Linked DNA regions of Homo sapiens: region 1 is linked to region 2. Evidence: read pairs that join two places in POLR2A ChIA-PET (ENCODE). Cell type or tissue: CD4-positive, alpha-beta T cell. All regions are shown on one strand. Links, peaks and the distances in the headings refer to the core of each region. The heading gives the core; the rest is flanking DNA. Region 1 overlaps PPP2R2D (protein phosphatase 2 regulatory subunit Bdelta). Region 2 overlaps BNIP3 (BCL2 interacting protein 3).

Region 1 (9,568 bases), core at 392-8,391, 65 kb after region 2:
AGACCAGCCTGGCCAACATGGTGAAACCCCAACTCTACTAAAAATACAAAAAAAAAAAAAAAAAATTAGCCGGGCATGGTGGCATCCCTGTAATCACACCTCGGGAGGCTGAGGCAGGAGAACCGTTTGAACCTGGGAAGCGGAGGTTGCAGTGAGCCGAGATAGTGCCACTGCACTCCAGCCTGGGTGACAGAGCGAGATTTCATCTCAAAAAAACAAACACACAAACCAAAAAAACCACTTTTACAGACTGACTTTTTTAAGTTCAGCAGAAAAATGGACAAAAGATGTAATCAAAGCAATTCAAAGAATAGAAACAAGAAATGTGCACAGCCTCTGACACCGTGTACCCACTCCTGGATGTCTGCCACCCAGGAAGGGCAGAAGGATGGACGAGACTCTCCTGCACTGTCATTAGAAACAGTGGACTAAATAACTAAGGGAATACTATGCAGCCATCAAAAAGGATAAAATGAGCCACATAAAAAGGCAGCCTGGTTAAAAACTTAAGTATGGGCTCTGGACTCAGAATGTCTGCATGCAAATAATGGGTATAGCACCTATTAGCTCTGAGACCTTCACCAAGTAACTTCATCTTCCTGATACTTGATCGTCTCATGTGTATGATGAAGGCAACACAGTAGTACTTACATTTCAAGGGGCAGTGGCCGGGGGTCAAATGAGCTCGAGTATGGCTGAGCAGAAAGCCCAGTTCCCTGTAAGATCTCCAATTATAGACTCTTAATGAAAAAAGGCAAGTGGCGGCCACATGCCATGGCTCATGCTTGTATTCCCAGCATTTTGGGAGGCCGAGGTGGGAGGATCACTTGAGTCCAGGAGTTCAAGACCATCCTGGGCAACACAGCAAAACCCTGTCTCTACAAAAAATAGAAAAAAGCTGGGCATGGCAGTGCAAGCCTATAGTTCCAGCTACTCAGGAGGCTGAGCAGGGAGAGGATTGCTTGAGCCTGATCAGGCTGCAGTGAGCTCTGATCGCACCACTGCACTCCAGCCTGGGTGACAGAGGAGTAAGACCCTATTTCCAAAAAAGGAAAGGAAAGGAAAAGAAGTAGCAAAAAACAATACTGACTAATACAGAAAATCTTATTCAAAGTCTAGAATAAGATTCCACATTTGTGGATTAAAAAAGATTGCTTATACACAAACTAGGTTTTAAAATATAAATAAATAAACACATAGAAAATGATCTACAAAGATACAGTTAGGAGCAGTGGGTCCTGAGGAAGACTCCAGGACAGCAGTGGGATGAAGAGGAACTTCCGCTCTGTGCTCTTGATCCAGCTGTTCTCAGCTGTTCTATCATTTGATTTTCTTTACATAATAAACACTCTATTTTTGTATTTTGAGACAAAACCAGTACAATCTGGTAAAGATGAGAAGGAACAGTTAATCCTGAAGTCTGCCCTGTCCTTGACACTCCTACTGCTAATAGCTTGCATTCAAGCAGCAGTTCTCAAAGTGCGGTCTGTGGGCCCTTGAGGGTGCAACGGTCAAGAACCTCTCAGAGGGTCCGTGAGGTCAAGACTATTTTCATCATAATCCTTGTACATCATCTGCCGTTTTCACGCTGTTGTCATTTCCACGGATGAGCAAAGCCAAGGGCAGGTGGAGCTGCTGGCGGCTCAGCATGATCTGTGGCAGCAGCCCCGAGCTCTCCTCTCCACGCCCTGCACAGGCAGGGAAAAGGGAAAGAAAAAGGAAAAAGGCCAGTTTTGCTTAGCTTATTCCCTGATGAACAGTTAAAATAATTCACCACTTTATTCAATTCCAACCCTGTGATAAAATGTGCCACAAAAGAACTTTTGCTGCATCCCCAAGTACAACTGTCTCAAGAAAAAGCACACGGTACAGTTGTTGGGGTTGAAAAACAAAAAACAAAATTCAGTTTCTCCCATCACATCCTCACAGCACACTTAGGACACCAGAGGTGTGGGGACCTCTCCCCAGCAGCAAGGAAGCAGTCAGTTCTGCAGCCGGACACTGGCTGGGGTCCTGATTCCATTAAATCTTGATGCTGGGAGAAAGCATCAAATCCCATAGGTTGAGTGCTCTGTCCCACAAGACTGCCCCCCACTTCGAGAGCCAACGGCAAGCCTCAGGTTGTGTTACTTGTGCTTCTGACTGACTGGCTATCAATCAGAGTGTCCACAACCCTCACTGAGCACGCAGATCTCAGGGAAACACTTTAGTTTAGCGGTTTATTATAAAGGAGACTACAGAGGACACTGAGGTGATGCACAGGGCGAGGGACGGGGGCTGAGACACAGAGCTCCCGTGTCCTCTCTGGGTGGGCCCCCCTCCAGAAACATCTGGAAGCTATCTTCAAACCCAGTCCATACATAGGCAAGACTGTTTGGCCACTGGTGATCAGCTTAACCTTCAGCTCCCCCACCCCTCACCACTCCCCGAGGTTGGGGATCGGGGCTGAAAGTCCCAACCTTCTAATCCTGCCTAGGTCTTTCTGGTGACCAGCCCCTGTTCTGAAGCTACCCAGGGGTTGCCGGCCCTTAGCCAACGCATTACGAAGACATCACTGACGAGCCCGAGGATTTTAGGAGTTGTGTACTAGGGAAGACCAAATACATATTCCACAGTATCACACAAGCTGAACTAGCCCTTTTTTTCATGGAATGCCATTTTTATTTGAAAGAACAACTGACCAACTTTGGTTATTAAGAATTTGGTATCTGGCAGAAATTGACTTGAAAATGAACACACTGCGTCCCTCACTTCACAGAAAGTAACTGACAGTATTTGTTACCAATGATAAAATCCAAGCTTTCAAGAGAAAATTAGAATTTTGGAAAACTTTTCTCTACTACTGCTAATTTGACAGTTTCTCACTTTTTCTTCTGATGAGATCAGTGATGACATTAAAAAATAGGATTTTCTTCAAGTTTACATAATGGAATGTGTTAACATTTAGAAAAAAAAACAACTCCATGTAACAATATTTCCAAACAACCCCCGTGTGATGTTACCAAATCATGTCCATGAGCAAAAGACCCACTCTGAGCACAAGACAGACCTCAGGGTTCTGACGGAAGAGAGTACAGAAACGTCACTGACTCCGAAAGGCCGGCACACTCAAACACGCTGCCACCTGGCGAGTTATGGTGCATCGCTAAGAGCCTCCAGGATGACCCCTCTTCTGCCCACATGGAAGTGTGACGCCACATTTTCCTTACACATTTCAATAAAGCAACTGGAACACACGGAATGCAGAAGCAGGTCTGAGAATCCAGCCGTCACCTCTTAAACCTCATATTTTAAAAGGATGTGCAAAAGTGTAAAACAACACTGTTCTTCTTGCTTAATCTTTTTGTTTTTGAAAAGTTGTTTCTCATTAAAAAGGTTATGTTAACATGTAGTAGATTCTTTTAAAGTAAAATAAATATTGTAAGTTGTTCTGTTTTAATTTCAAATATAGAAAACATCAACAGCGATAACCAGCACAAACAAAGGCTCTCTGGATCCTCAATATAACTATTAAGAGTATAAAATTATTCCAGCACCAAAAGACTTTGCAAACCAACTCTAGGTCAGGGTTTAGCAAACCACAACCTGGGCGACATCTGGCCAGCTGCCTGTTTTCTGTAGGCATGCTCCTGTGGAAGCAGGGCACAGAGCCACGCCCATCCATCTCTGCAGGGTCTATGGCTGTCTTCCTGCTAAAGGCAGAGTTGAATTCAGTCGTTGCAACAGGGACAGGATGGCCTGAAAGTCTAAGATACTTACCATTTGGCCCTTTACAAAAAAGCTTGGCCACCCCGAAACTAGAGTAAGCCCATTTTCCCAATCTTTATTATTGCAGTAACTTCCTATCTCCATTCTTACCCACCACCATCCACTCTCCAAAGGGCAGAGTGACCTTGTTAAAAACAAAGCTGATGTCGCTCCTCCGCTTAGGATCTGAAAAGCTCACAATCACTCAGAGTCCTGAGCACACGATTCAAGTCCTTTATTCATCATCCTGTGGCCCCAGCCAGCCTCCTGCTCATCACAGCCACTCCCTTTTCTGCCAGAGGACCATGCCAAGCACTGACCTCTCAGAACATACCATGCTCTGTCCAACCTCCACACCAAGCACTCTCCACCTGGAACATTCTCCTCCCCTTCCCTTCCTCCCTCTTCTTATACCCTGATGTCCTCCCCTCCACTCCCTACCCAAGTCTGTGTACTGGGTACTTCTTCACATTGCCTCAGTGTGCTCTGGTCCAGCCATGGTGCAAGGACCCACCTGCTTGTCTGTGTCCAAACAGCGTTTCCTGAAGGCAAGAACTGCATTTCTATTTCCAACAGCCAGCACTAGCAGCCCTTTGGTATGCTGTCGTGAACTTTTCAGATGTGCCAAGCTGAAAGCTGGCCCCTGCATTACCCTTCATTTTTCTTAAACTGGCTCCCTGAAGTGACAGAGTCAGCTATTTTCCTATGCAAGAGGGTCTCTTAAGACAACAGCCTCTGAACAGTTACCAGTTAACGTGTTTGTTTGTCAGAGCTTTCCATACATTTTCTGGAATCTTCACAGCAACCCTGTAATGGTCACAAGTAATAGTACCCGTTTAACAGATGAGAAAAGAGTAAGTAACTTCCCAAGTTAACACAAAGCCTGAAGAGGGTGAAAAAGGGATGTGTACCAAATTCCACGTGCACAATTCCTCTCCATCACCTGGTAATATCATGACATTCCATATGCTGACTGACATCCAGTGGGAGAGACGAGCCTAATAATACATGTGATAAAATAAGGGAACCACAAGCAGGACACAGCCAATTGCTAAACAACATGGAACACAGTGTGAAAGGGAAATCTGGAGTCTAAGACGACACTGAACGCTGAGGGGAGCTGGAGCAGGGACTCGCCAAGTGGGATTGGAGGTGGATTTAGAAGGATCAGCAGGGCTTAGGGAATGGACAGGAAGCAAAATAAATACTCTAGGCAAAGAAAGAAACAGGAGCAAAGATCAAGGGATGGGAATAATCACTGAATAATAACGTAAACATTAAGAGGCCAGGCCCAGTGGAAGGGATCTGGGTAGATGGACATGAAGCAGGTAAGGAAAAACAAGAAACTGCTATTTTTGTGTTTAAATATAGCTAAAACCAAGCCCCAATACTTTAAAATACAAGAGAATTAACAGTTGTATCTAATACTTGAAAAGCACTTTTCAAGTTGCAACAGCACTGCACATTGTTTGATCTTAACAAAAAGCTTCTGATTTAACTTCTAGATAAGCGAGCTGAAGCTCAGAAAGGGGCCCTCAGAGTTGAAAACAGCAGACACAAACCCAACCTGGAACTTCCCATCAGAACAGCAGACTGCTTAAAATCAGGGAACGTGGAAAATCACCAGGTATGATTCAATACCACCACATATCTTGTAAACTTAACTTCACGATGTAACGATGACCAGGCCAGCCTCCTGAGCGTTAAGATGTGGCTGTACTAAGCATGATGAGTCTGTGAATCTTTTTTTTTTTTTTTTGATATGGAGTCTCGCTCTGCTGCCCAGGCTGGAGGTGCAGTGGCGTGATCTCCGCTCACTGCAAGCTCCGCCTCCTGGGTTCATGCCATTCTCCTGCCTCAGCCTCCCCAGTAGCTGGGACTACAGGTGCCCGCGACCACACCCAGCTGATTTTTTGTATTTTTTTTAGTAGAGACGGGGTTTCACCCTGTTAGCCAGGATGGTCTCGATCTCCTGACCTCGTGATCCGCCCGCCTCGGCCTCCCAAAGTGCTGGGATTACAGGCGTGAACCACTGCGCCCGGCGAGTCTGTGAATCTTAAGGCATACAACTGACTTCCTAAAGGCAGAGGCTTCCTATGAAGCTCTCATAAGTCAAACTGCAAAATATTACTAGACTGTTTGCTTGTTTGATGGCCTTCCCCAGAGGATGCTTTCCTGAAGGTTCTCTTCAATGGCACAGATATAAATATTAAGTAAATGAAAATTCTACAATGGAATATAGAAATCAGACCGGAAATAATTCAAATAAGCAGACACCATGTCCCATTAAGACCAAAAAAAAAATATAAATGAATAAATACCAAATGCCCATTATCTGTACACAGAAGAAATCAATAAATATGACTGACAAGTTTTGCATTCACCAACACCGTATTTCATTGATTCTAAGTACATTTCCCCACATCTTAGTATCTCTGAAATTAGATGTAGATTTTATATATACATATAAAAGACATTATAGGAGATTATATATAAAAGACACACCTAATTTCAAAGATTATATATATACATATATAATTATTATTATTTTTTCTTTTTTCTGAGACAAGGTCTCACTCTATTGCCCAGGCTGGAGTGCAGTGGTGCAATCATAGCTCATTGCAGCCTCAACCTCCCTGGCTCAAGCGATGCCCCCACCTCAGCCTCCTGAGTAGCTGGGACTACAGGTGTGTACTACCATACCTGGCAAACGTCCCGAATTTCTTTCTTTTTTTTTTTTTTTTGGTAGAGACAAGATCTCACTATGTTGCCCAGGCTGGTCTCAAATTGCTGGGCTCAAGGGATCCTGCCATCTTGGCCTCCTGAAGTGCTGAGACTACAGGCGTGAGCCACCGAGCCAGACATTATCTTACATTCAATGAAACAGTAACTTTCTGGTGCTGATGCTACAGTTAACTTAATTTTTGTTACCTTTCTGCGACTTAAAATGTTTCTTTCAAAGTACCAATGTAAACTCCCTTGGAAAGGCTATCCTACCAGATTAACCAGATATCTATGTTACTTACATAACTCCCCAGACTCAAGCTTGACTTAAGCAAACAAACCTTTAGTTTTGTTTAGTCTATCTCTTTAGAAACAGGTTAATGTCTAATTCAAAGCAACAGATCATGGATTAAGAAACTGATTAAAGCAAAATCAACAAATAAAACCCCAATACACTTAAAACTACAAATTCTGAGAAGAAAGGAACCAGCTGTTATCAAGCTATAAAGCTATATAAAACCAGGTTCAATATAAGACCCTCCTCCCCCAACCCCTCCCCACGGTTTCTCCATAGGAGCAATTAGTGTAATATATAAAGGAGCAAGACCCATAGCTTCCCTGCAGGTAAGCAGGTTGCAGTCATGTGGAAAGTGACATCACAGGCAAAGGTGCTGCAGCACTTGCTTGACGTGCAGGTGTTTCACTTACTTACTGTCTCTGTGGTATCTACTCTTCAAATAGTTTGAGAATTGGTTGGAAAGTGATGCTATTCTTGAATCCTTGTTACTAATCTTCTATCATTTTGACACAGACTTCCTTTAAAGGCATTCCATTTTCATTTGCCTTCAAAAGCATTTTCACACGCCTCTTGGTAGTAAGATTTTCACCGAGCTTTAGAAGAACAGCTCCATCCCAAGGCTGGACGGCCGCATGCCACAGTGGGGCTTCATCAGTACTGTGCTGGCTGCAAATGGTCGCTGAAGCAGTACAGCGCTCCACGGCTCTGCGGCCAGTCGGCGTGGCTCCAAACCCTGGCCCTGCCATACACTCGCTTTGTGACCCAGGTTAATTGCTCCCACGCCTCGGATTCTGCATCTGAGACTGGGAAGAACAGTATTTCCTTCCTTCTTCGGTGGTGTGAAGATTCACTGACATAGGAAAAGCACTGCGAGCAATCTCTAGCACAGAATGACCACTCAGCAACTGTTACCTATCATGACCTTCGTGCTGGGTCCTCTACAAGGGCTGGGGTGGGAAGGGGGACAGCCAGCCTTCAAGCTTGAGGAGCTCAGTCTACCAGAGAGAGAAGCAAAGGATGAAATACCATGTGACATTGCAAAACACATCACATGCTGAATGAAGTACGTTCCAGGAGAGGGAGCAGGGGCTGGGTGAAGGTGATTCCATAACATGCAGAAAAAATCTGCACAACAGTTAACAATTTCCAGAAAGGAGCCACCGTTTAGAACCGCAACATCGTGGAATTAGAAGCTAACAAACAACTTTTCTACTTGCTTCCTGCTGGAAGCCCCCTGGTTTTACTATTTTAACTCTTGGTCAACTCAGCATATAAACTCACCTAGTCCCACCTTCCAGCAAAGGGAGGAGATGCAAGTCACCACTGACTGCTGCTTATACACCTGCTCATCAGCAGGACACTTAATAACTTCCTTGTGAGCTCAGCTCTACTCCTACCTGCAGGGGGATGGGAAGTCTGATGACCCAGTGGAATCACAACTCTTAGCAAAATGACCTGACCCATAGCTAAACCCAATTCTTTTAAAAAAAAAAGGGGGGTGGGGTGCGCATCAAATTTTACATAGGCCAGCACTTTCACCATAGGTTGATTCTGATTCCCCAGCCCAAAACTATTAGTTTTAAAAACAAAACAGAAATCAAAACAAAAACCAAAGGCTTTTCTATGTCACTCACTTCATGACCTCCAAAGTCAGGAGTGCCTACTCCTAGCCCTGCACCACTTCCTGTGCACTGGGCATCACCCCACTGAAGTCAGGAGAGGACCCAGGCCTTAATCTCTAAGGCTCCTTCTCCTTACCCATTGCAGAGAGGGCAGAAAGACGGCCAGAGTGCAGGGCTGTAGTAAAGCTCTACAGAGCTGAACTTGGCCCAGAACAAAACCTTCAAGAACAAAATGCCTCACAAGCCACAAATCTAAACAAACAAAATCTGCTATACCTTAAGTTCTACAGCCTGAGCAGCAGTGCACGATAAAAACCCCTGTGAACTGCCCATCTCTCTTTTTTTTTTTGAGACAAAGTCTTGCTCTGTCGCCCAGGCTGGAGTGCAGTGGCACGATCTCGGCTCACTGCAAGCTCTGCCTCCCGGGTTCATGCCATTCTCCTGCCTCAGCCTCCCAAGTAGCTGGGACTGCAGGCGCCCGCCATCACACCCGGCTAATTTTTGTATTTTTAGTAGAGACGGGGTTTCACCGTGTTAGCCAGGATGGTCTCGATCTCCTGACCTTGTGATCTGCCTGCCTCGGCCTCCCAAAGTGCTGGGATTACAAGCGTGAGCCACTGCGCCCGGCCATCTCTCTCCTTTTTTTTTTTTTTTTGAGACGGAGTCTCGCTCTGACGCCCAGGCTGGAGTGCAATGGCACCATCTCGCCTCACTGCAACCTCCACCTCCCAGGTTTAAGCAATCCTCCTGTCTCAGTCTCCTGAGGAGCTGGAATTACAGGCCGGCCCTGCCACGCCTGGCTAATTTTTGTATTTTTAGTAGAGATGGGGTTTCGCCATATTGGCCAGGCTAGTCTCAAACTCCTGACCTCAAGTGATCCACCCGCCTCAGCCTCCCAGAGTGCTGGGGTTACAGGTGTGAGTCACCGTACCCAGCCACCCATCTCTTATCTCTCACCAACATCTCTCCCTCAAGGTTGCGTTTGGGCATGACCAGCTTCTTGATCCTTGCTGCTCAGCAATCCCTGGTGACTAACGACTACACTTCCCTTCATCATCACTGACTCTCTGGTGTTAATACAAAGCAACGGTATCACAACTATGGGACAAATCGATGGTGACTTATAAATGTGTTAATCTGGATGGGTTACTATGGCCAAAGCATACATGGATTAAAA
Region 2 (9,917 bases), core at 4-8,003:
ATCAGTTTCTGTTCGTAAATCACTAAGTCTGTGGGATTCTGTTGCAGTAGCGCAGAGGATGACAGAGATACACTTGTCTCTCCTTCATCTTCCTCTCCCTGTTGTCTTCAGCCTGCCCCTTGTGTGATAGATTACAGTATGTGTTTGGTCTTGACCCTACCTACTTCCTGGTGCAGAGCACCTAAACCCCTGGGGCTTCCTGAGCAGTGTCTTTTTTTTTTGTTTGAGACACAGAGTTTCGCTATTGTTGCCCAGGCTGGGGGGCAGTGGCATGATCTCGGCTCACTGCAACCTCCCCCTCTCAGGTTCAAGGGATTCTTCTGCCTCAGCTTCCCGAGTAGCTGGGATTACAGGCGCCCACCACGCCCAGCTAATTTTGTATTTTTAGTAGAGACGGGGTTTCACCATGTTGGTCAGGCTGGTCTCTGACTCCTGACCTCAGATGATCTGCCCGCCTCGGCCTCCCAAAGTGCTGGGATTACAGGCATGAACCGCTGTGCCAATAAGTGTCTTAAGCATGTTTATTAAAGAAAGTAAAACAGTAAAAAGATGGTGACTCCATAGGCAGAACAACCTGACCAGTGTGTGCGTTATTCATAAAGTCACCCTATTAGCAGTGTACTCCAAAAGTGCTCCTTGGTTAACCATTTTTGGTGTAAGTTGTAAGGAGCCCCTTCAGAATACACTGCTAATACAGTGGCTCAAGGGTGGCCCCAGGATAGTTACTTGAGGTAGAAATTCCCAGGGCAGCCCCTCCTAGGAGGGGAGGGGACTGGAGATGGAGATGGGGGAGCCATGAGGTGCGGGTAGCATGGTTGGGGTTAGGGTTGGGACATGTGGGGTAAGTGGGAGTCTGGTTGCAGAGAGTGTGGTTGGGGTTAGGGTTGGGACGTGTGGGGTAGGTGGGGATCTGGGCTGTATGTCATTTCCATTTGTCTGCCCTGGAATTGTTTCTGGTAAACTGATAAATGTAAGTAAAGAGTTTTTCTGAGTTCTGTGAATTGTAGTAAATTACTGAACCTGAGGCAGGTGTGTGGGATCCCCTGAGTAGGTAGAGGCACTGGCAGAAATACGGGTAACCTGGACACCCCATTCTCTGCTTGCATCTGTGGGAACAGTCTTGTGGGCTCCACACTAAGTCTAGGTAGATAGAATGGAATTGAATCGTTGGACACCCCGGTGGTGGTGACTTGGTGTCCCACATTTGATGTTAAGAGTGGCATCAGAGAAGAGACACCACACCTTCAAGTTGCATTTGTGTTCCATATCGTCAGATAGCTGAACAACACTTTAGTCAAGTAAATTGAAGCAGGCCCAGAATCTGAATACTGTAGATTCAGCGGAGAAAGACAGCTGGCCAAAACAGAGGCTGTGGTGCCGTTCTCTCAGGGGCAGGCCATGGCTAGCCGGCCGCATGGCATCTTGAACCGCAGAGAGGGAAGGAGGGCTAGTGAACATCAGAGTACTTGGCAATACTGTCTGGTCAGATGAGCGGCTTCAGGAATGGTGTGGTCTGTACATCTCAGAAGGCACCATGTAGCCTCTGCCAGAGTGTGGGGCAGACTGGCCTGGGCCTTTCTCCTCCATTGAGCTCCAGGCTCCGAGACAGACCCTGGCTTGCCTTTGTATTAGGGATGTGCTTCGTGTAGGCCAGGACATGAGGCAACGTGAGAGGCCAAAGAGAACAATCATGCGTTCATTTGAAAATTTGTGTGATCATTTCGTTAGCAGCTTACTGGGAGACTGTTGATGGCATAAGTTGCAAATCCACTTTTCCTTCCTGGGCCTTCGGTTTGCTTTTTTCTGGTTAATATGAAATAGACTCTGCAACAAGTGGCGTATGGAGCCTAGGCCAGCCCTCTTTCAGGAGAGATGCCTCGTGTGTGTGGAAAGCTGTGCACCTGCCTTTGCTTCCAGCGAACATGACGGATGAAGAGGCTGCTCCTTTCCCCCTAATTGCATGGTGTTATTAGTGCTGTGTTGGTTTAAGGACAGTCAGCAGCTCAGGGTGATTATTCTGCTTACTAAAATTATAGTGACTGCAAAAATGAGATAATTCCATTGTTCTCGTCCATAAGTTTCCCTGTCTTTTGTGGCCTGCACTTTCCTCCCACTGCACTCCATCCTCCATACGCTACCAGAGGAAGCTCCTACCAGATTTGCTTTAAATAAATAAACCTATGACACAAAGTAGAGAGATTATCTGGGGCCCAGAAATAGACGTGTGCCTATATGCACGCTTGATTTCTGACACAGGAAGCAGCCAGCGCAGAGTGAGGCGGGAGCTGTCTGCAGTAAATGGGGCATCCGTCTCACATCAATGGGAAAATTAATCCATGTAGATTTTGGATCTAAATGTGACTGTCATAACAGTAGAGCTGTGTGAAAATAATAGAATAGAATATCTCAGCTCAGGAAGGGATTGCTGCATTTGACTGAATTAAAATCAAGAACTTCTGTACATCAGAAGACATCAGAAGTGAAAAGAACAAGCTACCGAGGGAAAGTTACTTGCAACATATTTAAATGCAGAAAAACATATATCTAGAATACAGAATTATCCCAGAATTGCACTTTTAGCAGTAAGGGAACGGGAGCAGCGTTCCAGCCTCAGTTTCTATTTATAATGGTGACATGGAAAAAATACTGCTGGATGCCCACAAATAAGAGAAAGACAGATAATAGAAAAGAATAAGAGATTCGAAGAACCAGTTCAAAAAAGATGCTATCCAGATGGCTAGCAAACTTGTAAAACCGTCTTCAACCTCGTTAGAAATTATATAAATGCAAAGTAAGCCACACGATGCAAGTCATAGAGGCTGGGCATGGTGGCTCACGCCTGTAATCCCAGCACACTGGGAAGCTGAGGTGAGAGGACTGCTTGGGCCCAGAAGTTCGAGACTAGCCTGGGCAATATAGCGAGACCCCATCTCCTAAAAAAAATAGCCAGGAGTAGTGGTGCATGCCTGTAGTTCCAGTTATTCCGGAGGTGTCAGCTAGAGGATGGCCTGAACCCAGGAGTTTGAGATTATAGTGAGCCTTCATCGTGCCACTGCACCCCAGCCTGGGTGACAAAGCGAGACTCCGTCTCGAAAAGAAACAAAAAATAGAGCTTAAACCTTTTAAAGAAAACTTCAAATCCCTTAAGCTTATGTTGACATTAGTGTTGTTGTTGTTTTTTTTAAAGACCTCTTTTTCCAAATAATAGCCTTTTTCTTATAAAAGCTCACTGCAAGGAAGTATTCTAATTGGATTCTGTTGACTCAGCAGAGTTATTGGACATTGGCTTGGTATAAAGGGACTGCAAGAGCTGGACAGATACATGGTCTCAGCCCCAGGGGGCTTCCTTCCTGTACCCAGGGAGTGTGTGCGTGGACAGTCACTGCCATGAGAGTGGGCAGAGGGATGTCTTCAAGTCGGGGTTGAGGGATGGTTCCTGGTGTGGCACCATTGCTACCTCTTGGAAATGGAAGGGCAGGCTGGTTAGATATCAAGAGCAGATTCCAGAGTGGGTAGAGAATTCCATCTGCGCCCCTTTTTTTGTCCCCATCAGGCTCCTGGGTAGAACTGCACTTCAGCAATAATGGGAACGGGGGCAGCGTTCCAGCCTCGGTTTCTATTTATAATGGAGACATGGAAAAAATACTGCTGGACGCACAGCATGAGTCTGGACGGAGTAGCTCCAAGAGCTCTCACTGTGACAGGTAGGCGCGCATCAACAAGTGTATGTGTTACAGTGCCGATGTCTTCAGTGGGTGACAGTCACAGCTGGAAGTGCCCGTGTCACCTCTAGGACAGTGGGCTGCTGTTCGCCTCGGGCCGCGTTCTGGACTGGCTCCTGCTGCAGTCCGTCCTTATATAGGAGCCTCGCCCTCTTTGGGGATGCAGTGACCTGGGACTTAGTCTGTGGGGAGCCATGTTCAAGTCATCAGTAGGCAGCGGAACAGCCACAAACCCCACTCTGAGAAACGCACTCACGCGCCTCAGCGGGGCTGTGGTCGCAGGAGGAGCGGTCCCTGGTTAGCAGTACTTCTGAGTGACTCCAAGGTAGAGTGGCCGACAGTGGTCAAAGGTCGCGTGCCCTTGAGAGCTGTGCAACAGACCCAGACCGTGAAGGCGGCAGGTGACAAAGCCAGCTGCTTGCCAGTTGCCCCTGCGTCTTCTCTGGAAGACTGGCTAGCTCACTCCTGTCGTGCTCAGCCAAAAGGGCTGAGGAAGAGTTTGGCTCTGGCAGGTGCTGGGTGGAAGGGAAGACGCGTACGCTGACTGGCTAGAGCCCCTCATCACGGAGGCGGTTCACTGCCTTTGGGGTTTGAGCTTCTAATGATAGAATGTTCACATGATGTTCTGTTTTTCCCATTCTATTCACATCGCCAAGCCCACCTCGCTCGCAGACACCACAAGATACCAACAGAGCTTCTGAAACAGATACCCATAGCATTGGAGAGAAAAACAGCTCACAGGTAAGCTGGAAGGAGAATGTGCAGTTGTAAAAGTATTTGTGATCTGTTTGTACAGGAAACGGTTTTAAATGTAATTGAGCACCTCAGAGAAAAGTCGGGCTTTAAGGGTGTTTCCTGCTTTAAAAAAAACAAAAAAGCGAAACAAAAAAACCAAGAAACTGTGGGTGGGAACATCCACAAGCACATGGGCTGGACACTCAGCTGAGCGGGGGAGGCGCCGAGTGGGACAGGCAGCGGGGGCCTCCTGTCCCTCCCTGCCTGCCATCAGGGATACACCGGAAAGGAGGAAGGGCTCCCTGGTGGCTGCAGCCTAGAGAGGAGGGAGGGACCATTGGAAGGGGTGGCAGTGAGCCAGCTACTGGCTGGTCTTTCCTCGTGGTTGCTGGTTGGACAGTGAGTGGGTTTTAATATTTGCATGCTGTGTGGGACTCAGGAGTTACCCACGGGGCCATCTAAGGCCATGTGGCCACTGTGGCTGTGACTCTGAGGTGTCTTCCTCATTAGACACTCACTACCTGCCGGAAATTACACCCTGTGCCTTTCCTAGCATTAGTCCTGAGCTAACTGGTGCCGGAGCAGTGTAGCATTAGCGGCTGATCAGCCTGATAATTTAGTGTAAGATCACTTTTTCTTCTTTTTTAAAAAAGTTTTTTTTGTAGAGACGGGGTCTCCCTGTGTTGCCCAGGGTGGTCTTGAACTCCAGGGCTCAAGTGATCCTCCCAAAATACTGGGACTATAGGTGTGAGATACTGTGTCCAGCCTAAGATGACTTTTCTGTTAACAGCTATTGAATGGGCTTTACAGAGCGGCCTTCAGCATTGTTGTGAAAGCGGAGTGAGTCTTAGAGGAAAAAGTGTACCTGGGGTTATTGCCTTGGTGTACTATCGTTCTCCCTTCCTACTCCGGCACAGATAGGGTTCGAGGCAGTGATCAGTACTGTCTTGCTCAGTTATATCTGGCAGTGCCTTACCTTGCTGCAGATGAGATGCGCGATGTGTTTTCTTGGGTGTTCGTTGCTGGTGAGAACTTTGACGACGGACTGTGTTCTGTATTTTGGAAGCTCTGTGAGGAAGCATGGCCTTCCAGGCAGGGTTAGTAGCTGACCCTTCCGTGCTAGCGCTTCCCTCAAGGCTTTCTTCACCAAGGAAACAAGGAGTCCCTGTTACCCAGGCTTTCTCAGGGACATCCCCTGGCCCCACTCCGAGGGGCAGCATGATTTCGGGAGCCCCAGGAGCCCTGGCTGTGGGTGTGTGGGTGCATCCAGGGCGTGCGGCCTGCTCCTGGGCACTTGGGGCTGTACCCAGCTTGGGTGTACCCAGATGTTTGGTGGGTTTGGGGAGCTATATTCTTGAGTATTTTCAATTTTATTTCTTTTTTTTTGAGACAGGGTCTTGCCGTTTTCACTGTTTTACACAAAACTTCCCCTAGTTTTAAAAGGAATTAGATGTTCAGGTACAGAATTTTGAAAATGCAAAAAAGTAGAGAAAAACACTTAGACTCTCAGATTTAAAATCCTCTTTAATGTTTCGTGCTGTTATATAATTCTGAGGATTTGGCCGCAGCTGTGGTTATGTGGACATTTCTGCCTTTTCCCTCCTGCTTATCCCGGAAGCATCTTGTAAACCTGCTCACTATACAGTGTCCCTTCCTTCGTCATGTCCCTGTTTTGAGCCGTTTTCGGCTGTTTTCATTTTCTTTTCTTATAACCAGTGCTGCCGTCACCATCTTTGCCCTCATGTCACGTGACTTCCCTAGGACAGTGTTTGCCGCTGTCAGTACCCCCAGAATCTCACAGTGAACCAAATGTATTTACGCCCTGAGTGGGGCTCCCCCAGAGGTGATCTGTCCCTGGAGGCGGCGAGCGTGCTGTGAGCCGGGAGTGCGGCGCGGCCCGGGGAAGGCCCCCAGCCCCAGGACTCCCCTTGGACCACGGTCCGAGGCACTGACATGTGCCTCTGGGCTCTTGAATTGAGCCTGCGGATCTGAAGCTCGGGTGGGAGCTGGGTGCTTTCCCGTGTCACGTGTGGTACACTGATCTGCCTTTAACATTGACTTTATCTTAGTCTGAGGAAGATGATATTGAAAGAAGGAAAGAAGTTGAAAGCATCTTGAAGAAAAACTCAGATTGGATATGGGATTGGTCAAGTCGGCCGGAAAATATTCCCCCCAAGTGAGTGTGTTCTCAGTGTCACGGGGGCACCCCTTGACAGAGGACACATCAGCTGACACGTTTCTTCCCGCCTCAGGGAGTTCCTCTTTAAACACCCGAAGCGCACGGCCACCCTCAGCATGAGGAACACGAGCGTCATGAAGAAAGGGGGCATATTCTCTGCAGAATTTCTGAAAGTTTTCCTTCCATCTCTGCTGCTCTCTCATTTGCTGGCCATCGGATTGGGGTAGGTGATGTGACTGTGTGACTCCTGTCATGGCATGTCGTGGGGCGATTCTGGGTTGCAGTGATTTATTCGTAACCTGTTTCCTGAAGTCCAGATCATCAGTTACAGCTTGGTGCATTTTCACAAACACCCACGTAGTCACTGTTCAGGTCCAGAAACCACCAGCCTGCAGCCCCCAAAGGCCCCAGCACAGGCGCCCTGTGGTGCTGCTGTCTGGCCTGACGAGTCTGCCTGTTGCTCACTGAATATAAACGGAGTCAAAGCAGGGCTTCTTAGGTCTGACCTCTTTGTCCTGTGTGTAGGTGAAAGCAGTCTCATTTCTGTGTAGTACTGTGGCGGGAATGCACCCAGCTCTGCTGTAGGTGGAGGGTCTCAGTTACCTGCTGTACTTCCTCCAGACAGGACTGTTGTTCTAGTAACTCTCAGCAATGAAGGAACCAATGCAGTCTCCGACTTTACTGGCTTGAGTTTCGCTCTTGTTGCCCAGGCTGAGTGCAGGGGCGTGATCTCGGCTCACTGCAGCCTCTGCCTCCTGGGTTCAAGCGACTCTCCTGCCTCAGCCTCCTGGGTAGCTGGGATTACAGGTGCCCACCACCAGGCCTGGCTAATTTTTGTATTTTTAATAGAGACGGGGCTTCGCCACGTTGCCCAGGCTGATCTCGAACTCAAGGGATGGCTCACCTCGGCCTCCAAAGTGCTGGGATTACAGGCGTGAGCCACCGCGCCTGGCCTTTCCTGGCTGCTTATACTCACTCACCCTGCAGAAAACACAGAGACCAGGCAGGCGCCGCTGTGGGTTCTGAAGAGCGTTCGCCGCAGCGGTGGTGAAGAGCCAGAGCGGGAAGCCAAAACGGCTCCTCCTCGGGCTGGTCCCAGCCTCTCAGCGGGGAGGAGGGCTCTAGTCCTGGCGTGCAGACAGTGTTCTGTGGCTGCCGTGTGTTGGACAGACTGGAAAGACCGGAATGCCACTGGGGGCAGGTGGGTTAGGTAGGTTGGCCAGAGGGCTCACATCTGGGGTTGAAGGAAACGGGATAAAAGCCACTGAGTTTCCTGGGCCGGGACCTGAGCGCTGCCCGTGTCTCCACCTCGCCCTCCCGTGTGCGTGGCTTTCTCCTAGCTCTTGGGCACATTCTCACGTCCCCCCCATAACCCGTCACCTTCATTTCTGCTGGTGCTTTTGGGAGTCAGACCTACAGACTGCATCAGCATCACCAGGCAGTTTGCTTTCTGGAGCCTTTTCCAGAACTGTCAAGCAGACTCTGGGGGCAAGGCCTCGGGATCCTCATTTTAAATACAAGGTTTAAGCCCTTCGTTTCAGGATGGATTTCTGCAGCCACTACTTCCCAGCTACTGTCCTTCGTCCTGCCCGGGTTTTCAGAGCCTGATGCTGCCACTGGCGACCCACACCCCCTCAGCTGCTTTTCAGAACCACACGATAAAATCTGCCCCGAAAGCTGCTGCAGCACTGTCTGCGCTCACAGTGCCCACCACACCACCGCCCACAGGCCAGGCCAGCCAGGCTTCCGATTCTGCCCTTTCCTGGAGACCCATCCTCCTCCCTCCGGGAGTGATGCCCGCTGGTCAGCTGGAGCGAGCCTCTCTATTGCCGAAAAGCCTTTTCTGACACTCCTGCATCTTTAGTTTGGGACATCTCTCCCACTACCAAACTTAAACCACATGAGGGCAGGGGCTTCATTTTTAAGCAGTTGGCTTTGGTGAGGCTGGTGGTGATGAACTAGCAACACCATCTTGCCCTGGTAGGTGACTTCCCCCAGCACTGAGTTGGAACAAAGCAGAAGCTTTCTGTGTGGAAACAGCATTCGGTTTGGTGATCCTTCTATGTAAGAATACGATCTGATGTTTTCTAAGTTAATTAATACAAAATACATATTGATAAAACACTAGATAAAAGATCACAGATAGATTCATTACAAAATTTTTATAATGGGTATAAAATCACCAGTCCCCTTGCATAAGCTCTAACCACAGTGAGCTACCCTGTTTCAGCTGTAACACAGTCTCCTGTGAATCACAAGATACATTAACTACTGATAATTTTTCTGTGAAGGATCTATATTGGAAGGCGTCTGACAACCTCCACCAGCACCTTTTGATGAAGAACTGGAGTCTGACTTGGTTCGTTAGTGGATTACTTCTGAGCTTGCAACATAGCTCACTGAAGAGCTGTTAGATCCTGGGGTGGCCACGTCACTTGTGTTTATTTGTTCTGTAAATGCTGCGTTCCTAATTTAGTAAAATAAAAGAATAGACACTAAAATCATGTTGATCTATAATTACACCTATGGGATCAATAAGCATGTCAGACTGATTAATGTCTACTGTGAAAATTTGGTAGTAAATTTTCATTTGATATTAGATATAAATATCTGAATATAAATAATTTTAATATACTAGTCATGATGTGTGTTGTATTTTAAAAATTATCTGCAACCTTAATTCAGCTGAAGTACTTTATATTTCAAAAGAATGAATAACATTGATAATAAAATCGCTACTTTAAGGGGTTTGTCCAAAATAAATATTGTGGCCTTATATATCACACTATTGTAGAAAGTATTATTTAATTTAAATGGATGCAGGTTGTCTACTAAAGAAAGATTATATATAACTATGCTAATTGTTCATAATCAACAGAAACCAAGATAGAGCTACAAACTCAGCTGTACAGTTCGTACACTAAACTCTTCTTGCTTTTGCATTATAAGGAATTAAGTCTCCGATTATTAGGTGATCACCCTGGATGATCAGTTTTCTGCTGAAGGCACCTACTCAGTATCTTTTCCTCTTTATCACTCTGCATTGGTGAATTTAATCCTCTCCTTTGTGTTCAACTTTTGTGTGCTTTTAAAATCAGCTTTATTCTAAGCAAATCTGTGTCTACTTTAAAAAACTGGAAATGGAAAAAAAAATAAATCTTTGCCAAATCCTTCAGATTACTGTATTTACATATGGTTTAAAATCAGACGTCATGATAGCTTCTTAATGAAACCAGGACTGGTCCCTATTTTGACATTATCTTTCCTACAGCAAACTTTTT

What was found. ChIA-PET counts read pairs that join two places held together with the same protein. Peaks named below come from ENCODE experiments on the same cell type or tissue, not always from the same donor. Only the 100,000 strongest peaks of a DNase experiment are listed, where the experiment ranks them.
Region 1: POLR2A ChIA-PET joins it to region 2 with 17 read pairs; 19 of 35 experiments call an interaction of 5 or more read pairs at or near these places.

Annotation. Positions count from the first base shown.
Region 1 is chr10:131,903,682-131,913,249 of GRCh38, reverse strand. The region is part of intron 2 of PPP2R2D (protein phosphatase 2 regulatory subunit Bdelta); the gene reads right to left. Among named protein-coding and RNA genes, the nearest start is that of PPP2R2D, 7.5 kb to the right of the region's middle. In CD4-positive, alpha-beta T cell, for the core only: no CTCF peak of the experiment used is centred there; a DNase peak (open chromatin) is centred at 5,279; H3K27ac peaks cover 2,151 bases.
Region 2 is chr10:131,967,580-131,977,496 of GRCh38, reverse strand. BNIP3 (BCL2 interacting protein 3) reads left to right here. Exons shown (of 6, transcript NM_004052.4): 2 at 3,554-3,704; 3 at 4,379-4,463; 4 at 6,527-6,633; 5 at 6,710-6,859; 6 at 8,928-9,813. The coding sequence ends at 8,973. It also overlaps a transcript of PPP2R2D not described here. Among named protein-coding and RNA genes, the nearest start is that of BNIP3, 9.4 kb to the left of the region's middle. RefSeq lists an enhancer at 4,360-5,230. In CD4-positive, alpha-beta T cell, for the core only: no CTCF peak of the experiment used is centred there; DNase peaks (open chromatin) are centred at 4,236 and 4,636; H3K4me3 peaks cover 1,401 bases; H3K27ac peaks cover 2,324 bases.